Regions from separate parts of the Homo sapiens genome. Here region 2 is linked to region 1. Evidence: chromatin loops called from intact Hi-C (ENCODE). Cell type or tissue: PC-3. All regions are shown on one strand. Each heading gives the region's core, and the rest is flanking DNA. Links, peaks and the distances in the headings are about the cores only. Region 1 overlaps LOC101927421 (a long non-coding RNA gene). Region 2 overlaps LOC101927421 (a long non-coding RNA gene).

The links. Hi-C counts contacts between places; a loop is a spot of excess contacts. Peaks named below come from ENCODE experiments on the same cell type or tissue, not always from the same donor. Only the 100,000 strongest peaks of a DNase experiment are listed, where the experiment ranks them.
Region 2: it touches region 1 in a loop (2.0-fold over the local background); 1 of 110 quality-filtered maps calls a loop at or near these places.

What each region holds. Positions count from the first base shown.
Region 1 is chr5:125,275,042-125,280,433 of GRCh38, reverse strand. The region is part of intron 4 of LOC101927421 (a long non-coding RNA gene); the gene reads right to left. Among named protein-coding and RNA genes, the nearest start is that of LINC02240, 220 kb to the left of the region's middle. In PC-3, for the core only: no CTCF peak of the experiment used is centred there; a DNase peak (open chromatin) is centred at 2,713; H3K27ac peaks cover 1,439 bases.
Region 2 is chr5:125,192,424-125,197,815 of GRCh38, reverse strand. The region is part of intron 4 of LOC101927421 (a long non-coding RNA gene); the gene reads right to left. Among named protein-coding and RNA genes, the nearest start is that of LINC02240, 300 kb to the left of the region's middle. In PC-3, for the core only: no CTCF peak of the experiment used is centred there; no DNase peak of the experiment used is centred there.

The DNA of each region.
Region 1 (5,392 bases), core at 276-5,275:
AACTAGAAGAGGCCTTTGAGGCACCTAGACCAAAACCCAAAATTCTTTTTTCTCATTACAAAGAAAGAGTAATAGAGCCATGAAGTCATACCTGAAACCCACATATCCTGACTTCCCATCTAGCTCTTTTTGTAGGCCTGTGTATAATCTCAAACTATTCTTATTCCTCAACTTCTGGCTTTAGTCCATAGGTAAGGCAACTATTAATTTCCTGTAGGTAAAAGGGTTATGTACACTTGAATTTTGAACAATTTCCTTGCAATTAATTTTTCTCCTGGAGTCCAAGAATATAGCTTGGGAGCTAAACTTTTTAAAGTTATTTGAATGGCACTGTCTCATTCTGTCTCTCTTTCTCTGCTCTTTCTGTCCCTTCCCCCTTTCTTTGCTCCCTTGCCTCCTCTCATCTCTCTCTACTCCCCTTTTGTCTTTCCCTGTCCCCACTTCCCCCACCCCTCTTTCCAAAACCTTCTAAAATTTGATCGCAAAAGTTAGTGCAACAAGTTTTGTTCCTGTTTTAGTTCACAGCTGATTGTAATGAGCCATTATACTTACGACTTTTGAATTGTATTGCTTCTTCATTTGTGTAAAAACCCTACTAAGCAGCAGTTTGTACACTGGTGACAGCAACAGAATCATGTGTTATTTTCTGAAAGATGTGGTGAGATGGAAGTACTGGAAGTATGCTACCACTCTGGCATGACACATTCAGTTTTCCCTTGCTAATTCATATATTTTTTCAATAAGGTGTTATTAGCCAATCTTGAGGAGCTGAGACAAAAGATGATGTGATTCAGGATCTAGTGAAATGCCAAACTATGCATCTTTCAGAGTTTTGCAGATAGAACATCGTCCATTCATTAACTATTCAAGGAACTACTCTGTGCCAGGTACTGTACTAGACATTAATGATACAAAGGTGGATGAGGCACAGATTCTGCTTTGAGGAACTCATGCTTCTTTAGGACGATGGAGAAGTAAGCCCAGATAATGTATGAGCTCAGCAGTGGAGCATATCACTTAGCAGAGGAGAAAGGGGACTTTAAAAATTATCAGGAATGATTCCTGAAGGATGTCACAGTTAAACTGCCTCTAAGGATGAATAGGGGTTAGCATGTAAAAGATAGAAGAGAAATCTAGGTCGATGAATATCATTTACAACAAACTGATGTTATGACAATAAATGTCCTTCCTGTTCTTGGAACTGCAATGAACAAAAATTTATAAATTTTAGGCAATGTTTTTCAACTCCCAAAACAAGGTAAGGAAATTGCAATGATGTCCTCTGTACTAAAGAATCCAGCTACAGAGTTCTAAGCCTGCTCCCTTTTTATGTCCAATTGGATAATTCCAAAAGGTATTATTATTTGCCACACTTGCTCTATTTACCACTTTTTCCTCACCAAACACACATAATCAGCAGCTGATAGTGGAAGAGATGGGGGAAGGACACAAAGGGGAGTACAATGGAGAGATGACTGAGCATGAAGTCAGCAGTCTAAAGCCCACCCACAGCTCCAACCGTCTCCCAGTCTCTGATCTTGAAAATAGCATTGAACCCCTCTGCACTTCAGTCCGCTCAGCTTTTCATTGGGACAGAACAATATCTTTACTTCTTGACAACATAATGAAGAGTAACAAATGAGAAATAAGGAAGTAATATAGAAAGTGTACAGCATTCTACAGATATAAGATATTACTATCTATATATAGGGTACATATAACAGCCCCGTCTGTGCAGAAATAATGCACACATCCATCTATATGCCAAGGGAATGAAGGGAGCATGTGCTGTTTCCCAAACTGATAAACCCCATGTCTGTTCAGTACATAGGTTCTGTACATTTCCTTTATAGTTCTTCATACCTGTAATAGTTAATGTTCACTTTCTCTGTTAGGTCTGAGATTGTATTATTCACTACCATATTCCCTGCACCTAGTAAACTGCCTGGGAATATGCTAGAGGGGAGGAACCGACATAGTTCTCAGTAAATCTAGTCTGACTAAAGAATGAAGGTTTTAAACCTGAATTATATGGGTTTAAACGGGTCAGCATTTTACTAGCTCTGGAGACATAATATTTTAATTGTACACAAAGCAATATTTGATTGAAGAGATTAATTTCCAGTGGCTTTTCTTACATGGTAGTTTTGGCCAGCTTTGATCCTTTTTGAACATGCATAGGAGTACTCTCAGCCACATTCCATTTCTTCAATGCACAGTTGTTAGATATCTACAATATAGGTTTATGGCATTTAACTATGTTCTGTGCAGAGAAACAAGAAGTATTTAATTGAAGCCTCCTATCCGTATAAAGTTATCTGGCCATTCAAATTAACGAGTGTTCAAGAGTGCAATGAGGAGTTCAGGCCAAAACAGTACAGTAGTTTAAAGGAAGGAAAGACATGGGCTAGTTGGGGAATGATTTCATGGTGCATTAAAATAATAGCCAATGTTTATTGACTTCTTGCCAAGTGCCAGGCATTGGCCTAACTCTTTTATACATATTAACTCATTTAATGCTCACAACAACACTTGACTTAGGTACCATTATATTCTCATTTTAAATTCAAGGAAATCATGGCTGACTGTGGCTTAGTAACTTGCAAATTTCCATAGCAATAGAGCTAAATCTGAACCTACGCAGTCTCACTCCAGCACCTACACTCTAAATCACTATAATATGCCTCCTCCAATAAACCTTCAGGGCTGAGTCAGATGTGATTAGTCAGAGAAAAACAAATAAGAATGGGGGAAGAGTGAGTAAGAGCAAAGGCATGGAGGTAGGATAAGAATAGCCCAGTCAGAATGTAGGTGTATTAGGCCATTCTTGCACTGCTATAAAGAAATACCAAAGACTGGGTAATTTATAAAGAAAGGAGGTCTAATTGGCTCTTGGTTCTGCAGTTTGTATAGGAAGCATGGTGCTGGCATCTGCTCAGCTGCTGGGGAGGCCTCAGGAAACTACAATAAGGGTAGAAGATGAAGGGGAAACAGGCACATCACATGGCTAGCACAGGAGCAACGGGGTCGGAGCTATACACGTTTCAACAACCAGATCTCATGAGCACTCACTCACTATTGGGATGACAGTACCAAGAGGATGGCGCTAAACCATTCATGAGAAATCTGCCCCCGTGATCCAACCACCTCCCACCAGACCCCCTCTCCAACATTGGGGATTACAATGGAACATGAGATTTGGGTGTGGATACACACCTAATCCATATCAGTAGGATTACAGCTGAGCAATAGCAGAAGTCTGATCTGGAAAGTTCAGATGAACTGATGCTATGAAGCCTTGAAAGATAAACTGAATAACTAGTAGAGACTGATTAATGAGAGTTCAGCCAAGTTTAAATATGTTAATACAGTGATGTGCAGAGGTATGCAATAGAATCTGTGCCTTCTGGCCTTTGAGGCAACTTTACTTTTCCAGAAAGAAGAGCATGCCCATCTCTGAACATTCTGCTTTGGCTGCCTCACAGCCATCCCTTGCCCTCTTCCTAACAGCCCTGATTTCCATGTGGGCATCCATCAGGCTCCATAGCTGGAGAGGGTGAATGAGGCTAAGCCAATCAGAGACTCTGGGCTCTCTGACAAAAGAGATAGTCAAATCTGCATTACCTTCAGACTTTTCCTTGAGGTGTTTAGACAAACAATGGGGTTGAGAGTAAGAATATAAGGCCAGAGGAGCTAGGCCAGGAATAAACCCGACTCACAGGGTAGAGCACAACAATGAGAAATGGAGCTCAGACTCTCATGATATCATTGATCTATGAATCCCACATGCCTGAAGCCCACCCAACTTCTGAACTTTTCAGAAAAGTGAACCACTATATTCTCTTTGTTATTTAAGCAGGTTTGAGTAGGTTATCTATTACTACAATAAAATAGTAAGTAATACACTGCTTCATGATAAGGATTTCACCTTGATTTTAGGACAACTAGAAGCTCTCTCTGAGCTGGGTGACACAGCTCATAATATTGTCTCCTTCTTTTCATGACCTGCTCTTCAGGACATCACCTGGACAAATCCCAGTGATTTTTTACAGTTCAGCCCTGAAGCCTCAAATCCCAAGTCAGTATCATCTTTCGCAGGACTGCTGACATCTCTGCAATCTGGAGCTTATAAAGACACTGGGGTGACCGAGGAATAGCTGTATATCATCCCCAGGGTTTTCACATCAAAGGACCCAGTGGAGGCCTCATCCTGTTCAAAATGACAAATTAAAATGAATCCCAGAGCTTTATTCTCTAAGAACATAAGACATGTTTTCTTTTTGAACATTTCATTGCACTGTCTTCAGAATCAAGCTCTCTAAAGAATGTTATTATACCTTGAGCTTCTTGACACATTTCCTAATAATTTGAAGCTTCTGACATTTATACAATAAAAGATTGCGCTCTGCAAAAGAAAAAAAAATCAATGAATCTTTTTGGCAATCGTCCTAAATCTGTAGAGATTAAGTTCACTTCCCAGACATTGCTATTTCATATCAAACACAGAGTCACGCAGTATAATTAAGATAGTTGTAGAACCATATATTTCATGCCCTAGCTGTCTGCTTTAAACTATCTTGGGAAGTTCAGAAATAATAGGGAAGCTACATCTTAACCAGAGTAATTACATTTGCTAAGCAGAATGGGATGAGCAAGAGCTATGTAAAAGAATAAAATAAATCCACCACAAAACCAAGAACTTCTACATTCATTCTGATATATAAACCTTGTTGATAAAAAAGAAAAAAAAATAAAGGGAATAAAAAGAAGAAAGGCTCACCTCCAGTTACAACTCCCAGGAGAATGACAGCTATTATTTCCTATTGAGTTGGTACTTACCACACAGAGCCTGAACAATTCATACAGAAAAATAAACCATAACATTCCTGTTTATTATTACTTTAGCTGAGAGGTGGTGACATTAAACAGTTCTGCACTGCTGCTATAAATCAGCAGGCTAGAGATGTTCTCAGCATGGGACTAGGACTCCTTGGAAACCACTCTCAACAAAGCAACCAGCTGTCAGAATTCTTCAAATTAAACTGTTATTACAGTAGTATTCATTAGTCAGTTACTGGCTATTAAGATATTTTTATATCAGCACCATTGACATTGGCTGTTGCTTTTTAATATGCAAGTTATATATAAACATGATTCAGTGGCTCATGTGAGGATGACAGCCTCTATTAGAGCTTGGTGTCCCCTGTCTAAAGGCTGCTACAAAGGGTTGCTGTCTTATCTGTGCACACTTAAATTTCTCTGGGAAGCTGGATGTTTGTTCTGGTGGTTGGAGTGGGGAGAGGGCTAGTAATAATATATTTCAACACTAGTGTTTGCTCAGAAAAGTGATAGCTCAACGTCAGAAATTATAACTCTTAAAACTGTTACTAAG
Region 2 (5,392 bases), core at 299-5,298, 83 kb after region 1:
GGGAATCCTGCATTCTACCCGGCAACACTGAAAGATGTACTCTTTATTTTCTTACTTCCTGAATGTACTAAGACATCCTTTCCTTCACACACACACATGCACACACACACCCTAACTTTCAATTAACACAGAGGGGTTTTTTGTATTTATTCATCAGGTTATCTCTAAGTTTATTTTAATCATATTTTCCTCTCAAGTACTGCCTTTCCACAGCAGTAAAACATATGCTGTTTGCTGCCTAAGTAGATGGGTAATGTAAGCTGTGATGTGGAGAGAATTCTTCTCTTATCCGTTCTCTCTGAGGGTGTAGTTACAGAAACATATATATGTGCTTTTATCTGTGATAAGAGCTACCATCTGCTAGCTGCAATGTGCACAGCTTACCGTCTGAAGTGCTTATACATATTATGAAAACACACAGCTTTTGTGTATGTTGAGAATACATATAGACTCTGTTCTAATAAACCAGAATATTAGCTTTTGAATATGTCAGATCGATGCAAAATATAACCATAATTATGGACAAGAACGATTAGAGCTGGCACGTTGCCATGTGTGTATTTATGCCAGTAGCATCTTTGAGATCTTTTAATATTGCATTATTTGCAACCTCTTCCTATGAGATAGTTATTTTAGAAAAATGGACCCTTTTCAATGAGGAAAGGCTTTTGCTTCATTCAAGGAGCAAAGTTTCATGCCAGGGATACCAAATCCCTGGGATATGGGCTCCATATACGTGAGCAACGGGAGAGACTGAGACCGCGCGACAGAACATATAAATCTGAGTTACTTTGACCTTTAATCCAGGAGAGCACGAAGAGAAATGCACTAGGAAGGTTGGTTTGTAGCTGTCTGGAGACTGATAAGCTGTAATAAAGGTGCACTCAGTTGCAATTCATCTAAAGCTTCCATTGCTATCATCCTCCTTTTTCGATTTTTGTTACCTCGAGTACTTATCTAAATCCCTTTCAATGCCAGCTTGAATGCACTTTGTGTTCTCTCCAACTGTGACTAGGGCTGTCTGTGTGCGTCCGTGTGCTACAGCACACTCTCTTTCCCCTTGTTTGACAAGAACCAATGCCAACACCTAATTAAGGATAAGCCACAGAGCTCTCGGCTTTATCTTTGTCAACTGCTCCATTCCTAGCTTTCTGCCTAGTTGAGTTTTTAATGACATAAGCAACAGTTCAGTTCAGCATTCCTCAGGCCCGTTCCAGATCTCAGTGACTAAATATGGCAAGCAGCAACAGCGAAAAGATGCTGGCCCTTTGTGCCCCATGTCCTGTGAACACTGGGGAAATAGGGCCACACTGGCTTCCATGTGTTATCTGCCCACTCTGCACCTGCAGTGCGGACATGCAGGGAGGAAAAATTCACACGATGTCTCTCTCAGAAGTTTTCCAAATCTTCCAGGCACTTAATTTATGAAGAAGTCTCATCTGTTTCAATTTCATATTACATTGTATTAAACATTCTAACTCAATTTTGCAAATGTAAGAGTTAATCATTCCCTAAAACTCTGGTGAAATCAGATTAAGATGCCTGTTACTTCCAAACAGCCAATTCACTGTATATTTTTAAAATAAAGTATGGCGTGTGTGTGTGTGTGTGTGTGTGTGTGTGTGTGTGTGTGTGAGAGAGAGAGAGAGAGAGAGAGAGAGAGAGACAGAGACAGAGACAGACAGAGAGTGAGAGAGAGAGAGAGAGAGAGAACAGAGGAGCTTCTACCATATTTTCCTGTCTATACTTTTCCATTATACTAGTAGAAGTGCAATCCTTTTCCTGGAAGGTGAGATTCATTGTTAGTTTTAAATATGTGCATTTGCATTTCTCTTTGTTCTCTGACCTTGGTTGAAGCTTAATGTTTTAAATGATCATAGAACTGTCACAAGGCATGGAGTTATCTCAAGACAATATTTGCTGAAAGATCATTGAAACAAAATATATCCAAATTGTGTGTATCACTGGTGTTGGTGTGATTTTTGACAATGTTAAAGGCACCTAGATTCAGTGGGGGAAAAATTGATTATTTGTTGCATTTTCTATTGCTGCTTTGCTTCAGCTTTATGTTTTCTTTAAAATTACAAAACATTTTTTGTTCTGACTTCAATATCATCTCTTTTTTCAATTCACTTGGATGTGTTGACTCCATTCAAACTTTTGTTTTGTTTTGTTTAACTTGTAATTTTGGATGTCAAGAGAAAAAAGCACATCAGCATTTTATCTGCAGACATGGAGGAGGTGAAATATTCTTCCAAAAGAAGACGACGTTCGTAAATGCAATTATTCAATAATTCTATTTCACAGACAATTCCGGGTTGGTCCCTATGTGATCCATAATATGCTAGGTATAGAATGAATTTTAAAAAATGATAATCCCCACATGGTAGGAATTTAGAGTCCAATTAAAGATATAAAATATTTTATATCCAACATGTCTTTATGTGACTCTTTGGAAATAGCAGTAAATCTCGGCAAATATTTTAGAGTCTTAAATAGGATATACTTGTTCCCTTTCTTCCTGAGTTGATCAACCCAGTCCTATCTACAAAAGCAAAATGAAAAATTGAGTCTCTTATCTACTCTATTTAAACCAAACATTTGCTTTTGCCCAAGTTATCTGAATATTTCGGATAAAACTTTTGCTCACTCAAGTGATTCAGGCCTCAGTGCTTTCTGCCTGCCAGTAGAGACAGCATCCCTTCTGAATGCGGCCCCAGCACGTCAGAGGCAGTGACACTACCTGCACCTGCCACCGCTCCTTTGGGATTCCAAGCTGATGCTTTTGATGTTTCTTCTGATTAACATGGTTTTTCTGAGTGGTGGTGATGGATTTGTACTAAAACATCTGTACTCTGTTATAAAGCACCCTGGGAGACTGAGGCAGCTTGGTAAGATGACCGTGGAGAGATCTGTGTGCGTTCTATGACCACAAAATTGAGTATTTCTCTTCCCTGCATTAATAGGACCACACTGAAATAATAGTAATCAGCTTTACCTCTGACTAATTCATCCATCTCCTCAAAGCTAATATTCTAAAATACTGTACTGTCAGAAGGTAGCAAATGCAGACTTCTCAATAGTTTAGTTCACCTGAGAGTGTGAGGGATTGGACACAGGCAACATCTTCTATAACAGGCCTATTCCTAAACTTGTGCCTCTCTAGCTATCTAGAGAAAATCAGAAATGTCATGTGATCAAGATCTGCAAATTGCATACGGAATTTCTCAGTTGTTGGGTGGGTCTCTCACCATAGAAATATCCTGTCTAAACTCTGCAATAATAACAGTCTGTCCAGAAAAATATGAATAAAACCTCTTTAAGGGTATTATATTGATCCTAGAATTATTGTACTTCATAAAACAATAAAAAAGCTACAGTCTTTCATAATATAAACTGAGTCTTTGTTGAAATAAATAATTTTCTGATGCAAGTACACTGGGTCTAAACATGTTAGCCAAAAGTGAGCTGAACCAAAAAAAAATGGATATTATAAATTAAAAGTTTGGATTTTGGTCTAAATATGTTAGCCAAAAGTGAGCTGAAGCAAATAAAAATGGATTTTGGAAATTAAAAGTTTGGATTTTGCAAATTAAATGACATATTTTTTCTATAGGTAGAAGTAGCAAATGATGTTTTCTTATTGAACTTTCACATTATAATCATAATGATTTGCTTTTTTACACAAATAAAGCTGGAGTGCCTATTGCATCAGTGGTTAATAGAGAATTGCCTATGTTCTACACATGAAGAGTCCCATTTAAAAAATTCTTATACTGATAAGAATTTTTGATTATGTTAATATCAATTAGAAAATTAAAGTATTTTATGAAAAATGCAAAAGCAATACACATATTTGAAAATTACTTTGAACAAATTACATATAGATTTTTTTAATTGTATACCAAGTATAACCAATATATTTTTCATTTCCTAACATTTATGAGCATACATTGCAGTCTATAGGTTAAGCTAAGCTTCTCTGTACATGGCCTGATGGGTTGTTACACCAGTACACTTTTTCTGTATATTCAGGCTTGGGATTAAGTATTACACAATGCTAGTTCTATATAACCTTTATTTACATACGTGTTCCATTGAATTTACCCAATGGAGTAAACTGAGTTTGGCATTCATAAAAGAGTTCTATTTTCTAAGGATAATTATACTGTTGTTGCTTTGAGACTATACATAAATATTTATTTCATATAATCTAAGAAATTCAAATTTATATTAAAAGTAGATTCACTATTTATAAGGCTACCTTTGATCTGATTAAACACATGCAAGAGTAATCCATCTACTTATAAGATCTGTCTAAAAGCCATTGTTTTAATACAAAAGATGACCTATTTGTTCTGCTAGACAAAAGTATACGTGGTGTAGGTCGATAATTAACTTCCCCAATGTATACATTTCCTAAGTCAGTACCTTAAGCTGCTTATACTCAAAAATAAATGAACTGCATAGTGAAATAAATTGCTATGACTAAAACGTAACATCATGTGTTGTTCATCGCTAGATTGGAAGTATCAGTGCAAATCTTTTATAACGAGAACACCAACATGGAGATGTAGGTTGGTTTCACCTCCAGCTGAATCTGATGTCAGTGTGGTAATTACCAGGACCAGTCAATAATACCTCTCCTCAGTATAATTGCAAATCCAGAACAACCATGACCAGAATGAAATTGCTTCAGAACAATCAATAGGAATCTTCTGATTGTATTCCCAGGTGTATGCATCAAATATAAAGAGGAAAACTGTCCATTCAAGAAAAGGTCAATTTTATAAATAAAAATTCTGTATAAAAGTCATGTTATGTTTTATGTTCTTTCCAGGAAAAAGAGACTAAGTATATTGGTTAGTTGCCCATGGAAGGAAAGTGTGTAGCAGGGAATTCATCAGTGGACAAATAACAATGCGAGAAAAGCAAGAATATTTTTTGAATTAAAGATTTACAAATGGCTGAAGATAAGCTAGCCAATTCAGCAAACATCTTCCTGCTATTTTGAAACACAACTTTGAACTTAAAACTAAAATTCCTGTACTCTTTGGTAAGCTCTCAGTCATTAAAGGGGCTTGTTAACTAATGAGTCCCATAAGCTGTCAGTTTCATTAGAAAATAAGATTAGAGCTATTAATTTCCTATCATAAGCATGTAATAATATAGGTTACTTGAAAGGGCCAGTGTCCCATCTGTTCAGATCAGTGCTCCTTAAACTGGGGGCGTCAGAATTACCAGGGAGAATGAGAAGATTAGAACCACAGAGTTACTGAGCTATGCAAAAAACAAAAATAGCTGTTTGGTGATAATGAACTTAGGCTAAGTTACATTGTCTCACTTCTAGCCAAACAAGAGCATCTTCAGGTCTAAGAATATTGGAACTGGA